2 separate regions of the Homo sapiens genome follow, and region 1 is linked to region 2. A link is an interaction called in ENCODE POLR2A ChIA-PET data of the cell type or tissue named here. Cell type or tissue: K562. All regions are shown on one strand. Region 1 overlaps UNK (unk zinc finger). Region 2 overlaps MYO15B (myosin XVB).

Region 1 (2,500 bases), 180 kb before region 2:
CTTGTGGGCCTTAAAAAAGCAGGCAGCAGGCTGGATTTGGCATGCAAGCCGGTTTGCTGACCTCTGCTCTACACTTGGGTTTTTTTGTCTTTTTTTTCCCCTTTTTGTGGAGAAAGGGGGCTCGCTGTATTGCCTGAGCAGGTCTCAAACTCCTGGGCTCTAGCTATCCTCTGGCCTCTGCTCCCTAAGTGCTGGGATTACAGGTGACCTCTGCGCTAAACAGTTGGTATGCCCCATCACATCACAGCCTTACATTTCCATACTTTTGATCATGTTGTCCCCTGGGTCTAGATCACCCTGAGGGTTCCCTGGCCCTGCCTGCCCCCGCTTCCATGTTCCTACTGCACTATGTGAATACTGCTGGTACAGCCACCACAGTGGATTCTGACTGTTTTGTACACTGCCACATCGATCATCTTTGTACCCCTGCACAGAGCTGACCCACAGCAGGTGCTTGAGATGTGGGAAGTGAAAAGAAAAGCAAAAAGCACCCCAAGTGGTAGAAACCTGGTACAAAAGCAGCTCTGCACGAACCCAGCAAAACACAGAGGAGCAACTCCAACCTCTGACTTAGATACATCTCCTGGCAATTAACTCAGTAAGCTCTCTCTTCCACATCACGTCTGCTCAGCTTTGTTCCTCACCTGAACACTAAAATTGAGATCTTCCGCCTCACACACAGAGTCGGTTGCTGGCATCTGGCTCTTTTGTCATTGGTGCTGGGAATGTGCAGAGACCATTACAGATTAACTTTTTTGAAAAAGGGTCTCATTCTGTCACCCAGGCTGAAGTGCAGTAGTGCAATTACAGGTCACTGCAGCCTCCCAGGCTCAAGCAATCCTCCCACCTCAGCCTCCCGAGTAGTTGGGACTACAGGCACCTGCCACCCCACCCAGCTAATTTTTGTATTTTTTTGTAGAGATGAGGTTTCGCCATGTTGCCCAGGCTGCTCTCAAACTCCTGACCTCCAGCAACCCTCTTTTTTTTTTTTGTTTTTGAGATGGAGTCTCGCACTATCGCCCAGACTGGAGTCCAGTGGCCCGATCTCGGCTCACTGCAAGCTCCGCCTCCTGGGTTTGCACCATTCTCCTGCCTCAGCCTCTGAGTAGCTGGGACTACAGGCGCCCGCCACCACGCCTGGCTAATTTTTTTGTATTTTTAGTAGAGACGGGGTTTCACTGTGTTAGCCAGGATGGTCTCGATCTCCTGACCTCATGATCTGCCTGCCTCAGCCTCCCAAAGTGCTGGGATTACAGGCGTGAGCCACCGTGCCCAGCAAGCAACCCTCTTTAGTCTCTCAAAGTGCTGGGATTACAGGTATGAGCCACCATGCACAGCCACTACAGATTAATTCCTGTTTCTATTTCCTCCAACAACCAATGGGTATCATGATGACTACTGACAAAAGCTGGGTATCGGCCAGGCATGGTGGCTCATGCCTGTAATCCCAGCACTTTCAGAGGCCAAGGCAGGTGGATCACCTGAGGCCAGGAGTTCGAGATCAGCCTGGTCAACATGGCAAAACCCCATCTCTACTAAAAATACAAAAATTAACCGTGGTTTGGTGTAGTGGCACATGCCTATAATCCCAGCACTTTGGGAGGCCAAGGTGGGTAGATCACCTGAGGTCAGGAGTTCAAGACCAGCCTGGCCAACAGGGCAAAACCTTATCTCTATTAAAAATGCAAAAATTAGGCCAGGCGTGGTGGCTCTTGCCTGTAATCCCAACACTTTGGGAGGCTGAGGTGGGGGGATCACCTGAGGTCAGTTCGAGACCAGCCTGGCCAACGTGGCGAAACCCCGTCTCTACTAAAAAATACAAAAATTAGCTGGGTGTGGTGGCACACACCTGTAATCCCAGCTACTCGGGAGGCTGAGGCAGGAGAATCGCTTGAACCCGGGAGGCGGAGATTGCAGTGAGCCGAAATCGTGCCATTGCACTCCAGCCTGGGTGACAAGAGCAAGACTCTGTCTTAAAAAAAAAAAAAAAAAAAAAGAGCTGTGGTCAATCTTTTTGTGGAGTGCATGTCTGCATGAATGTCCACCCTGTATGTTTTGTTTGTTTATAATCTGATTTGGACAAACCTACAGATTTGAGTACAGAGACATATAGGCAAGACAATGATGGCCTCCAGACAACTAAGACAAGCCAACAGAAAGAGATGGCGCTGCAACACCAGATTTGCTCAGGACTTCATGAATCCCGGAACATGCAGTGAACAGCAAGATGTAAGCCCAACAAAAGGGACAAGAGATTGAGCCGGTGGAATAACTCACTCTGGATGCCCCTCAGCCTTGGGTAATGGGCCATGAGTTTTCAAGATGGAGCGGCCAGTGAGGAAACACCTGTTCCTGCAGCTCCTGCTGCTCTCCTGGCCACTTAGTGTCACTACTCATGACCCTCACACAGCAGCTGGCAAAGACAGGGCAATCTGACAGATCTGCCCATATCCCTAATAAGCTACTAATGTTCATTTTATTACAGCCAGTCTTATAAAAA
Region 2 (2,500 bases):
TCATCCCCGAGCCACAGACCTCTCCTCCACCAGGTGGCCCCAGGGCCCTGCCAGCGCTCACCAGGATTAGCGCCTGCTGCTGGATAAAGTTCTGCTGCTGGACGGCCAGCTGCCCTGCATCCAGGCTGGGAAGCGGTGGCTGCGGCGGCACCACCATGGCTGTGAGGGCGGCAGGCGGCCAGAGTGGTGGGCACCATGGCCAGCCTTGAAGCTCGCTGCCCACTGTGCACTCGGGACTCCTAGCAGGACCCTCCCTCCTCCAGTCCCAGAGCTGGTGGCTGCTCTCCTGAGAAGGGACTCTGGTGCCCCCAGCCCAGACTTACCTGGCATGGCAGGGACTGTGCCCATTGCTGGCATCATGGGCATGGGTGCAGGGACCATGCCTGGCTGGTATGCAGGCATCTGAATCATTCCTGGGTACACTGAGGGAACACGCCCTCCCTGTCAGTCCCTGCCTGGGCCCACATGCCACCTCCCTCCAGCCCCAGGCACAGAGAAGAGCATCGGGCACCGGGGTGCTGGCCAGGGCATCGATCGCCACTGCCAGAGGGGTCCCAGGCCATGCCTGCCATGCTGCCGGGCCCGGAGGCCCTGGGTGAGGAATCAGCCCCTCACTCACCCATGGGGTAGCCCTGCTGTGTGGGCCCAATGGCGCCCCCTCCCTTCATGCGGCTGCTCAGAGCCCAGCTTTGTTCCAGATCCTAAAGGGACAATGGTCACAGGTCAGAGTGAGAGCCCTGAGAAAAATGGAAGGGGCAGCAGAGGCCCCGGGGGGTTGGGGCAGGGGCATTTGGGGGCTGTGCCCGACTCACGCTGAGGCCGGAGGATATCACTGGCTGGAAGATCTGGTCCAGGAAGCCGTCCAGGCTCCCTGACCTCTGGACCTCCCCTGTGGGGCAGGGAGAGGGTTGGAGCCATGGCCCGGGGCGTGGGGCTTCCCATGCTCTGCCAACCTCCATGTGCCCACTCCAGCCTTACCTGTGTGGTCCCTGCTGGGCAGCGTTGGGGCTGGACCTGGAGGGGGTCCTGGGGGCAGTGAGGGGGCCTGAATGCCAGGGGCAAGGGGAATGGCCTCGGCTCTGCAGGAAACGGGATCCAGCTAAGGGGGTGGCCAAGGCTGAGGGTCACCCAGGCTGGGGCAAGAGGTAGAAGCTGCTGCGGGGGTCACCCCATGGTTGGGAGGAGGCTGGGTGGGAGGGCTGGGCCTGTGGCAGCTCCTATAAACCCCTGAGTGTGGCAGGGTGGCTGTGGGGTTCCCCGGCAGGAGCAGGCCAGGGAGAGGGGTGCTGGGTGGCACCTACGAGCCAAGAGGAGTGATGGGGTAGCTGCGGGGGCGAGCTGGGTCCCCCAGGTCCTCAGTCTGGCTGATCAGGTCCAGCACAAAGTCGCAGCCAGCCAAGTCCTGCCATGCGTCCCTGGAGTGCAGTGACACAGACCAGCCCCGGGGAGGCGCCTCCAGGCCTCTGGGTGGGAGGGGACCAGTCAGTGAGGCAGGCGGCCATCCAGAAGGGGGCAAGGACCACAGGGTGGGCCAAGGGGGCAGGGGGCTGAGGAAGGGAGGGTGGCCCTGGATCCGCCTGGTCCGGGACCCAGGTTTGCTCAGCAGTGGGGGCTGCTCCCCTCCTCACCTCACGGCCCTCCACTTCCACAAGGGCTCCAGCATGGGCATTTCTTTTCTGACCTGCTGAGTTAGAATCTGCCGTGGGAGCTCCCAAGCCCCTCATTCCTAATCTGCCCCCGGCTCCCCATCGCCATCTGCAGTCTGGCCCCTGCCCACCCCGGGGCACCTCTCCTCCCGGCCCCTGAGACTGGGCTTGGAGAAGGAGGAGGGTATAGGACAAGGGTCACTTTGGCCACACTGTCCCCCATCCCCGGTCCCCATACCTGCTCTGCAGGATCCACCCAGCCAGCTGCTCCCCGGTGGTCCAAGACTCCACCTCGGCCGAGTAGCACTCCTCTGCAGGGGCATGGGGGGCGGGGGCAAGAGTGAGGGACAGCAGAGTCCACCCTGACAGGAAGGGGCTGCTGTCCCCATGAGAGTTTCAAAAGCAGGACAGAGGGGAGGGGGATCAGGGTCACTGAGGACAGGGCAGCAGGAAGACTGGGGCAGGAAGGGGTTCCAGGGAGGGCAAAGGGGTAGGGCTGGCCCCACTTCAGGCCTGGGAGGCCTCAGCCAGAGGCAGCCCTCACCGCTGAAGGTGAACACATCCAGCGCCATGCGGCCCCGCCGCCATCCGGCCAGCCACTCCAGCTGGGTCGGGGGGTGGGCCCGAGTGGCCCCCGAGGCCAGCTGCGACTGCTCCAAGGCCCCCAGCAGCTTGTGCTGGCACAGCGCTGCCATGCCCCTGGGGGCCTGGTCAGACACGAACCTGCAGGGCGGGCACAGGCTGCAGTGGAGGCAGGGTGATCCAGCGACCCCACCTGCCAGGTCCCCACCTCCCAGGCCCCTTACTTGAGCAGTGGCTTCTGTAGGACAGGCAGTGGGGGAAAGGCGCTGAGC

What was found. ChIA-PET counts read pairs that join two places held together with the same protein. Peaks named below come from ENCODE experiments on the same cell type or tissue, not always from the same donor. Only the 100,000 strongest peaks of a DNase experiment are listed, where the experiment ranks them.
Region 1: POLR2A ChIA-PET joins it to region 2 with 5 read pairs; 9 of 35 experiments call an interaction of 5 or more read pairs at or near these places.

What each region holds. Positions count from the first base shown.
Region 1 is chr17:75,797,563-75,800,062 of GRCh38, reverse strand. All of the region lies in intron 1 of UNK (unk zinc finger), which reads right to left. Among named protein-coding and RNA genes, the nearest start is that of UNK, 14 kb to the right of the region's middle. In K562, no CTCF peak of the experiment used is centred here; no DNase peak of the experiment used is centred here.
Region 2 is chr17:75,613,162-75,615,661 of GRCh38, reverse strand. It overlaps MYO15B (myosin XVB), which reads right to left. Exons shown (of 64, transcript NM_001395058.1): 27 at 2,453-2,500; 28 at 2,191-2,369; 29 at 1,885-1,957; 30 at 1,302-1,463; 31 at 979-1,079; 32 at 813-889; 33 at 620-701; 34 at 324-422; 35 at 62-159. Among named protein-coding and RNA genes, the nearest start is that of SMIM5, 19 kb to the left of the region's middle. In K562, CTCF peaks have their summits at 56 (motif pointing right), 657 and 1,441; DNase peaks (open chromatin) are centred at 41 and 1,441; H3K27me3 peaks cover 1,139 bases.